2 separate regions of the Homo sapiens genome follow, and region 1 is linked to region 2. A link is an interaction called in ENCODE POLR2A ChIA-PET data of the cell type or tissue named here. Cell type or tissue: A673. All regions are shown on one strand. Each heading gives the region's core, and the rest is flanking DNA. Links, peaks and the distances in the headings are about the cores only.

Evidence for each region. Peaks named below come from ENCODE experiments on the same cell type or tissue, not always from the same donor. Only the 100,000 strongest peaks of a DNase experiment are listed, where the experiment ranks them.
Region 1: POLR2A ChIA-PET joins it to region 2 with 13 read pairs; 18 of 35 experiments call an interaction of 5 or more read pairs at or near these places.

What each region holds. Positions count from the first base shown.
Region 1 is chr19:55,634,177-55,639,546 of GRCh38, reverse strand. It overlaps LOC107983998 (a long non-coding RNA gene), which reads right to left and starts at 4,544. Exons shown (of 2, transcript NR_171683.1): 1 at 3,835-4,544. It also overlaps a transcript of ZNF581 not described here. RefSeq lists a silencer at 3,923-4,090 and enhancers at 4,210-4,299, 4,370-4,589. In A673, for the core only: a CTCF peak has its summit at 331 (motif pointing right); DNase peaks (open chromatin) are centred at 336 and 4,596; H3K4me3 peaks cover 1,832 bases; H3K27ac peaks cover 1,504 bases.
Region 2 is chr19:55,570,352-55,575,697 of GRCh38, reverse strand. No RefSeq gene overlaps it. Among named protein-coding and RNA genes, the nearest start is that of ZNF579, 7.8 kb to the left of the region's middle. In A673, for the core only: no CTCF peak of the experiment used is centred there; no DNase peak of the experiment used is centred there.

The sequences.
Region 1 (5,370 bases), core at 218-5,217, 64 kb before region 2:
AAACTGGAGGCCCAAGGGCCCAAAAGGCCTCACAGTTATATTTGGTTTGGGACACAAGGTACTTTTTAAACATTTTACTGGGCAGTATGTATATTTTTTGAGACAGAGTCTCACTCTGTCGCCCACGCTGGAGTGCAGTGGCATGCTTCTGGCTCACTGCAGCCTCACCCTCCCAGGCACAAGTGATCCTTCCACTTCAGTCTCCCAAACAGCTGGGACTACAGGCGTGGGCCACCACACATTTTGAGCCGGACCACTCTTTGTTGTGGGGGCCCATCCTGTGCACTGTAGAGTGTTGAGCAGCATCCTTGGCCTCCACCCACCAGATGGCAGTAGCACCCTCCCCCAACCCCAAGTTGTGACAACCCAAAATGTCTCTACACATTGCCCGTGTCCTCTAGGAGGCAACATGGCTCCTAGCTGAGAACCCCTGGTCTACTTAGACAATTATCCAACCTGAGTGTCTTGCCAAGATCCCTGATATAGTTAAGATGTCTGTCCCCTCCAAATCTTTTTTTTTTCTTTTTTTTTTTTTTTTTTGGAGATGGAGTCTTGCTCTGTTGCCCAGGCTAAAGTGCAGTGGCGCAATTCTAGGCTCACTGCAACCTCCAACTCCCGGGCTCAGGTGATTCTCCTGTTTCCACCTCCCAAATAGCTGAGATTACAGGTATGCACTACCACGCCCAGCTGTATTATATAAAATATAACAATTTTATATTTTTGGTAGAGACAGGTTTCACCATATTAGCCACCTGGTCTCCAACTCCTGACCTCAGGTGATCCACCTGCCTCAGCCTCCCAAAGTGCTGGGATTACAGGGTTGAGCCACCACACCTGGCCTCCTCCAAATCTCATGTTGAAATGTAATCCCCAGTGTTGGAGACGGGGCTTGGTGGGAGGCATTTGGATCATGGGGGTGGATCCTTCATGAATGGCTTGGTGCCATCCTCGAGGTAATGAGTGAGATCTCGCTGAGTTCACATGAGATCTAGTTGTTTAAAAGAGCATGTCAGGCTGAGCGTGGTGGCTCACGCCTGTAATCCCAACACTTTGGGAGGGCGAGGCGGGCAGATTACGAGGTCAAGATCAAGACCATCCTGGCCAACACGGTGTAACCTGGTCTCTACTAAAAACACAAAAATTAGCTGGGCGTGGTGGCAGGCGCCTGTAGTCCCAGCTACTTGGGAGGCTGAGGCAGGAGAATCACTTGAACCCGGGATGCAGAGGTTGCAGTGAACCGAGATTGTGCCACTGCACTCCAGCCTGGCAACAGAGCAAGACTCCATCTAAACAAACAAACAAACAAACAAACAAAAAAGCGTGTCACCTCCTGCCAGTCTTTTCCCCCCACCATGAGATATGCCAACTACCCCTTTACCTTTCACCATGATTGTAAGCTTCCTGAAGCCCTCGCCAGAAGCAGCTGCCAGGACCACACGTCCTGTATAGCCTGCAGAACCGTAAACCAATTAAGCTTCTTTTGTTTATAAATTACCCAGCCTCAGGTATTCACTCATAGAGACACAATGAAACTAACACAATCCCTCTCTTGAGTTTCAGACCATATAACTAGTGGCACTGTAGTGGCCACAACCCCCACCCCCACTGCTATCCCCAGAAATAATGACAACAATAAGCAACATTTATTGAGCCCTCACTCGGGAACAGCCATTGCTAAACGCACAGCATCCTCAGGGCAGAGCTACAAGGAAAGCACCATGAGGATCCCTGTTTTACAGATGAGGGAAGCAGAGCTCAAAGAGATCGTGTGATTGGCCTGAGGTCACACATCCGCAGGCGGGATGGCCAGGATAGCACCTGCCTCTGCCCACACCAGGTCAGTGCACATGACCCCTGTCAGCAAGCCACACACTTCCCTGTAATCCCACCATCGCCGCTGCCACCCCAGCGCAAACCACCACCACTTACGCCCAGCTTATAGCAGCAGCAGCCTCCGCCTCCATCACTCTCTCCCTCCCCTCTCGTTTTTTTTGTTGCTGTGTCTTTTTTCAGACAGAGTCTCACTCTGTCGCCCAGGCTTGAGTACAGTGGCACGATCTCAGCTCACTGCAGCCTCCACCTCCCAGGTTCAAGCGATTCTCCCGCCTCAGCCTCCTGAGTAGCTGGGATTACAGGCGCGCACCACCATGGCCGGCTAATTTTTTGTAATTTTAGAAGAGACAGGGTTTCACCCTGTTGCCCAGACTGGTCTCGAACTCCTGGCCTCAAGCGATCCGCCTGCCTCAGCCTCCCAAAGTCCTGGGATTATAGGCGTGAGCCACCATGCCTGGCCTTCTCCCTCCCTTCCCTATGGCAATTTCCAAGTGATTTTTTAAGCTCACAGAATCATTCCCTGACTTAAAACCTTCCCCTCTGAGACACAGCAACATATTGAGACCCTGTCTCTCCAAAAAAAATGATAATAATAATTAGGCAGAGGTGGTGGTGCCTGCCTACAGTCCCAACTACCCAGGAAGCTGAGACAGGATTGCCTGAGCCCAGGAGTTTCAGACTGCAGTGCGTCATGATCAAAACCTTCCCCTCTGCCCTTAGAGTAAACCCAGACACTCTGCAAGGCCCTGCGTAGACTGGCCCCCCAGCTGCCTTCCCTTCTGGGCACCATGGTGCTGGCTTTCCCTTGCCCAGTGCACCAGCCTCTCCCATCTGGAGAGCTTTTGTGCTAGCTCCTCCCCTCTCTGTGATGTTCCTTTCAGCCCCTCACAAGAGTGACTCCTTCCTGGCCTTCAGGTTTCAGCTCACAGAACACTTGGTCATAGCAGCTTTTAGTGACCGTGGTAGCTCCAGGTGCCCTGCTCTGCGTCCTCCGTCTGTTCATTTCCTTCACATCCCACAGCACAATCCATGATATGGCCTCGTTGATCTACTGCCTGCTGTGTTACTGCCTGCCTTCCCCACTCTCCAAGGCCCAGCTCCATCCTGGTCAACATTCTACCCTCAGAATCTATCAAAGGTCTTTCAGGAAACGGTAAGGAATCAATTCGATATTGGTTGAATGAATACATGAATGAATTTGATCGCCCCATCCAAAAGTGAAGCATTACCTCCCTACCCAGCTCCCCACCAAAGAGAACCCCTGCTCAACCCCAAGACATGATCATGAGGAAGCCACACCATCTAGACAAAATTCTTGCCACACCATCTAGAACTTTGGACGTCCCCATTTCCACCCACTCCCTCACTCCCCAAAGCCAGACAAGCACCAAGTTCCATCACCTCCACCCCCTGAGGGCACTGACCTCCGTTCTCCAAGCCAAGTTCTGGCCCCTTCCTTCTCACCTGGACCACCATATCTGGTACCCTGGCCTCCAGTTCCCCTCCCACACTGGCCTGACCCTGACAGATGCTTCTCACAGCTGTGTTGAATGCAACTTCAGCACCATGCATAACATTCTCCCGGCCCCCTTTACCCTCAGGACCAAGTCCGAGTTTCTCAGCCTAGAATTTGAGGCCCTTTGTGAGGTGGCCCAGCCACTTCCTCACCTCACTTCTCATTCCTGTGCTCCAAGCACACACGGCATCTCACAGCCCCCTGGCCAGACCTTGAATTTACACAGCTCCACACGCAAAGGCTTATGTGTTTTCCTCGCCCTGGGAATTCTTCCCCTTTCCTCTACTGGCAGCCTTCTCCTTAGCCTTCTGGAATCATGTATTCTGACCTCTCAAGTTGGCTAGGTGTCACCTATATGCCCTGCTCACCAGTCCACCAGCTCCTCTTTTTAAAATCCTCCCTATAGTATAACCCCCTCAGCCTGCCATGAAAGGCCTCTCACAACCTGGCCTCAGCCACCTTTCCCACCCTTGCCCTCACCCAACCTGTTCCAGACAGCTGCAGCGAATCATTCTGACTTCTCCATTTACACCTCAAATCTTGGGCCACTGTGACTGATTACTCATGTCCCCAAACTTCAGTTCACACTGCATATTCATATCCAGGGTCTCGATGAATCCTCTCAACGGTCCAGCGAGGCTGGCAATCAGATGCACTCCACAGCGCAGAGGGGGCAGAGGCCACTCAGATCTCCGGCCGGAGTGACCGATTGACCCCCGCTCCAGCACCCTCACCTCCCTCTGGCTGCCCAAACCCTCCCCAGCCTGCAGTCTGGGTCCTGCCTCCTTCAGGAACCTTTTCCTGGCCACCCCCTCTTCTCAAGGTCCACTATTCATCCCACTTTGTCTTCCCATGGGAAATAGCCCCTTCTCCCCTCGGGAAATAATACAGTGATGCCCAGGCCTGTGCCTCTGGGGCAATTGGGATCCAAGAAGCCCACCCTCAAGGCTTTCCGCCCTCCTCTTCCTATACCTCGTCCCCTGGTCACCGTAGCCCCTCCCCAAGCCTCCTTCGCAGGGCCTCTCAGTTTCCAACGCCCACTGCCCTGGGGGCCACTCTGTCCCACACCCCAAGTCCCTCACTTGGGCAGGACTCTTAAGAATGCCGTCACTGCTGAACCTGCTCACTCCCCGCAATCCGGCCCGGTCTCCCTATCCCTACGCAGCAAACTTTCACGTCCGGAAGCGGCCGCAGTGACGACTTCCGGGATGCTCCGACTTCTCCAGCAGCTTCCGGATTCGGAGAGCAGCAGGAAAGCACTCGGGCCAGAAACGCACCCACAAGAGAAAGGTTCCTGCGTCGCGCACCTTGCTACTCCACACACACACTACACAAAAGTTAAAATGAAATCACTATTTGGCGCCGTGCCGGATGCTGAGGGAGGGAATACAACAGAGATGGCTTTTGTCAAAAAAAAAAAAAAAAAAGGACTTTTCTTTCTTTTTTTTTTTTTTTTTTTTTTTTGAGACGGAGTCACGCTCTGTTGCCCAGGCTGGAGTGCAGTGTGTGATCTCGGCTCGCTGCAACCTCCACCTCCCGGGTTCAAGCTATTCTCCTGCCTCAGCCTCCCGAGTAGCTGGGATTACAGGTACACACCACCACCCTCGGCTAATTTTTGTACTTTTAGTAGAGATGGGGATTTCACCATGTTGGCCAGGCTGGTCTTGAACTCCTGACCTCAAGTGATCCACCCACCTCGGCCTCCCAAAGTGCTGGGATTACAGGCGTGTGCCACCGTACCCGGCCAGGAAAGACTTTCTAGAGTAGGAAAGACAGTACAAAGTCTTTCTACAAATAGGACCTGAAATCAGAAAGGTCTAGTGATTTGTCTGTTGCTACAGAGCAAAGGCAGAGGGCTGAAATTCTTCAACTCATGAGACAGTTGAAGACAGTCAGGCCCTAACTCTTGATTTGCTCCATGGCAAGAAAATGGAGTACCGTATCCCTATTGGTTAGGTGGTAACGCCAAGGCCATAGAGGGGCAGTCATTGGCCCTGGATCACACTGCTAGTCAAAGCTGG
Region 2 (5,346 bases), core at 1-5,000:
CCAAAGTGCTGGGATTACAGGAGTGAGCCACTGTGCCCGGCCATGCTTGACTAATTTTTAAATTTTTTGTGGAGATGGTGTCTCCCTATGTTGCCCAGGCTGGTCTTGGACTCCTGGGATCAAGGAAGCCTCCTGCCACAGCCTCCCAAAGTGCTGGGATTACCAGCATGAGCCACTGCACCTGGCCATTACTACATATTTTAGAAACTGCAGGTAATTGGAGGTGAGGTGGGAAGTTTCAATTTCTACACATCTTCAAGTTGTTGGGTTTTTTTGGTTTTTTGTTTTTTTGGTTTTTTTTTTTTCGAGATGGAGTCTTGCACTGTCACCCAGGCTGGAGTGCAGTGGCACGATCTCAGCTCACTGCAACCTCCGCCTCCCAGGTTCAAGCAATTCTCCTGCCTTAGCCTCCCGAGTAGCTGGGATTACAGGCGCCTGCCACCGCACCCAGCTAATTTTTGTGTTTTTAGTAGAGATGGAGTTTCACCATATTGGCCAGGCTGGTCTTGAACTCCTGATCTCGTGACCACCTGACCTCATGATCCACCCACCTCAGCCTCCCAAAGTGCTGGGATTACAGGCATGAGCCACCGCGCCTGGCCCAGTTGTTTTCTTTTTACCCGTTTATTTAGGTTCCAGGAGTGGAAGGAAGAGGGATATCTCTCAGCTAATCTTCCTTAAACACCTTTCTCTTTCCTTCTCTTGACATCCTGCTTTCCCCCAGCACCTTCGATGGTTCTCTCTTGCCCTATGCAAATAATGATGGGCGGGGTGCAGTGGTTTATGCCTATAATCCCAGCACTTTGGGAGGCTGAGGTGGGTGGATCACTTGAGGTCAGGAGTTCGAGACCAGCCTGACCAACAAGGTGAAACCCCGTCTCTACTAAAAATACAAAAATTAGCCAGGTTTGGCAGCGGGCGCCTGTAGTCCCAGCTACTCAGGAGGCTGAGACAGGAGAATTGCTTGAACCCAGGAGGTGGAGGTTGCAGTGAGCTGAGATTGCAACACTGCACTGCAGCCTGGGCGACAGAGCGAGACTCCATCTCAAAAAAAAAAAAAAAAAAAAAAAAGACGTTGACTACTTAGGTACCTGCACACCCACAAGAAACAGCAAGAAAGGGGCAGAGCCTCCCCCTTTTCCAGGACAACAAACTGAAGCTCTGAGAGGGAAGCTGTTTCCCCAGTGCGTCAACAATACTAGATGGATCAAAGGAGGCAGAGAAGCAAGAAAGATGGTGATTGAGGGTCAAGGTGGGAGAGGATGACACCGAAAGCTTCAAATAATTCCACCTTCAATGATTTCACACATCTTGGCTGAGCCCTTAGCACTGTGCCGGCTTGTATGGATTAGTTTGTTTGATTTTTTTTTTTTTTTTGAAACGGTCTCACTTTTTTGCCCAGGCTGGAGTGCAGTGGCGCAATCATAGCTCACTGCAGCCTCCATCTCTTGGGCTCAAGTGATCCTCCTGCCTCAGCCTCTGGAGTAGCTGGGACTACAAATTTGTATCACCATGCCTGGCTAATTTTTATTTTATTATTTTATTTTATTTTATTATTTTATTTATTTTATTTTATTTTATTTTATTTTATTTTATTTTATTTTATTTTATTTTAAGACAGAGTCTCGCTCTGTCGCCAGGCTGGAGTGCAGTGGCGGGATCTCAGCTCAGTGCAACCTCTGCTTCCCGGGTTCAAGCAATTCTCTGCCTCAGCCTCCCAAGTAGCTGGGATTACAGGCACCCACCACCATGCCTAGCTAATTTTTTGTATTTTTAGTAGAGATGAGGTTTCACCATCTTGGCCAGGCTGATCTTGAACTCCTGGCCTCGTGATCCGCCCCCCTCGGCCTCCCAAAGTGCTGGGATTACAGGTGTGAGCCACCGCACCTGGCCTACTTTTTTCTTTTGTAGAGACGAGGTCTCACTATGTTGCCCAGGCTGGTTTCCAACTCCCGGCCTCAAGCGATCCTCCCCACTCAGCCTCCCAAAGTGCTGGCATTACAGTCGTGAGCTACTGTACCTGGCCTGTCCCAACTGTTTATCACTGAGTTTAAGCCCAGTGCTGGATGTTGGGGCTAGTATTTGATGACACCCCTTAGGCACTCTTTTGACACCAACCATCCAGCTCAGGAGATGAACAATAACCCAATATTGGCACGAATAGATTAGGGTTACCAAATGAGACTGGTTCCCCAAAGAACTAGATCCTATGAGAAACTATAACCAAGCGTCAAGTGTTGGGGAGATGGGAGGCTGAAGTCTGCTTTTATTACATCAAAGCTACTCCCTCCTCAGGAACCATCAGTGGCTCCCTATTACCATATCTTAATGTGGGCTCCTATTTAGTGAGAGCCTACCATGGCCAGACACCTTATCCATACAATGTCATGGACAAAACCCATCAAACGAGGGAATTACATAGCTCTACTTATAGAAGGGCCAGATTGGGGCTTAAAGCAAAGAAGCCATTTGTCCTGCTTCAGTAATCACTACTATGAAATGAGCCTTGCATATTAAATGGGTTACTTAGTGGAAAGGGCTGAAGACAGTGCTTGGGCCTGGTAAGTAGTTGTTGCTGTTGGCCGGGCGCAGTGGCTCACACCTGTAATCCCAGCACTTTGGGAGGCTGATGTGGGTGGATCATCTGAGGTCAGGAGTTCGAGGCCAGCCTAGCCAACATGGTAAAACCCCATCTCTACTAAAAATACAAAAATTAGCCAAGCATGGTGTCGTATGCCTGTAATCCCAGCTACTGGGGAGGCTAAGGCAGGAGAATTGCTTGAACCTGGGAGGTGGAGGTTGCAGTGAGTCAAGATCATGCCACTGCACTCCAGCCTGGGTGACAGAGCTAAAAAAAAAAAAAAAAAAAAAAAAAAATGGAGAGAAAAAGTTGTTGCTGTTGGTTGTTGCTGTTGGTACTTTTAGCTATTATTCTCCCTGGCTGGTATATACATGATCTCAATGAATCCTCACTGCTCCACGGGGAGGCAGGAAACACCCTCCCCATTTTCTGGATGCAGAGAGGAAGTTCCTTGTCCAAGATATCACGGTTACAAATTGGCAGACCTGGTCCTCGAACCCTTACCCAGGCCAATCTTACCCTCCCCGTCAGCTCCCACCACACAGCCCACTTTCAGGCCCCTTCCTACACACATGTTGGTCTCCAGGACCCGCGGGCCCCACCTCGGCTCTATGGGTTTGCCCACCCTTCTCATTGCAGATCTGCCGCCTCGAAGAGAAACATTTTCAGAACCAAATACAGAATTGACAAAGAGAAGACGGCCTTGGAGATAGAGCCCAGCTTTTTCATTGCGCAGGTGGAAAACTGAGGCCAGATGCGTGGGACAGATGCAGAGAATGATAAAGTCACCAAATGACGGTGATTATTGAAGGAGTTGTGGTTATGTAGGGAACACGACCTGCCATTTGTCTTTCACTTGCTGAACACTTTACACGTACGATCGCAACCACATTTGTTTGTTTTTGCTTGTTTGTTTGTTTTTTGAGACGGAGTTCACTCTTGTTGCCCAGGCTGGAGTGCAATGGCACGATCTCGGCTCACCGCAACCTCCGCCTCCTGGGTTCAAGTGCTTCTCCAGCCTCAGCCTCCCGAGTAGCTGGGGTTACAGGCATGCACCACCATGCCCGGCTAATTTTGTATTTTTAGTAGAGACAAGGTTTCTCCATATTGGTCAGGCTGGTCTCGAACTCCCGACCTCAGGTGATCCACCCGCCTTGGCCTCCCAAAGTGCTGGGATTACAGGCGTGAGCCACCGTGCCCAGCCTGCAACCACATTTGTTAATAATAGGAACCCACTTCTTGAGTATTCACCCTATGTCTGCTTCAAGGGTACTACGTAGATTAGCCCATTTAATCCTCACAACAGCCACATAAAATAGATACTATTATTGGCTCTGTTTTCGTTTTGCCTTTTCATAAACAGCTTTACTGAGGTACCATTTACATATAGACTTCATCCATTTGGTCGTACAATTCGATAATTTTTTTTTTTTTTTTAGACAGAGTCTCACTCTGTTGCCCAGGCTCAAGTGCAGTGGCTTGATCTCGGTTCACTGCAACCTCCGCCTCCTGGGTTCAAGCAATTCTCTGCCTTAGCCACCCAAGTAGCTGGGATTACAGGTGCCTGCCACTACGCCTCACTAATTTTTTTTTGTATTTTTAGTATGAACGGGGTTTCACCATGTTGGCCAGGCTGGTCTTGAACACCTGACCTCATGATCTACCCACCTCGGCCTCCCAAAGTGCTGGGATTACAGGCGTAATTTGATAATTTTTAATAAATGTACAGAGTTGTGCCTCTATCACCACAATCCAATTTTAGAATATTTCCAGGCTGGGTGTGGTGGCTCAGGTCTGTAATCCCAGCACTTTGGGAAGCTGAGGCGGCAGGAGCACTTGGAGCCAAGAGTTTGAGACCAGCCTGGACAACAAAGCAAGACCCTGTCGCTACAAAACATTGAACAAAAATTAGCTGGCTGTGGTGGCAAGTGCCTGTAATCCCAGCTACTTGGGAGACGGAGGTGGGAGGGTGTCTTGAGCCCAGGAGTTGAAGGCTGCAGTGAGCTATATGAGTTGAAGGCTGCAGTGAGCTATGATCACACCACTGAACTCCAGCCAAGGCCACAGAACAAGATCCTGTCTCTAAAAAATAATAATAATAATAAATAAATTGATGAATTAATTAAAAATTTTAAAAAGAATATTTTGATCACCTCAAAAAGACATTCTGTGCCTGTTAATAGTCATTTTCCATTCCCACCCTCAGCTCTGGGCAACCACGAATCTATTTTGTCTCTATGGATGAACCTATTCTAGACATTTCATATAAATGGAATATGCCATATGTAGCTTTGGTGACTGCCTTCCTCCTCTTAGCATAATGTCTTCAAGGTCTATTCACATTGTAAATTGTGTCAGTTCAGTACTTAATTGCTTTTTAGTTGTTGTTGTTGCTGTTATTGAGAGAAGGCCTCACTTTGTTGCCCAGGCTAGAGTCCAGTGGTGCTATCATGGCTCACTGCAGCCTCAACCTCAAGTGATCCATCTCTCCCCAGTTTCCTGAGCAGCTGGGACCACAGGGTGCATCATGACACCTGGATAATATTTTTATTTCTTGTAGAGATGGGGGTCTCACTATGTTGCCCGAGCTGATCTTCAACTCCTAGGCTCAAGCAATCCTCCCACCTTGATCTCCCAAACTGCTGGGATCAAAGGCATGAGCCATTGCACCCACCCTCTTCATTCCTTTTTTACAGCTGAATAATATTCCACTGTATGGATACACCACACATTGTTTATCCTCTCATCCGTTGATGGGTGTTTGT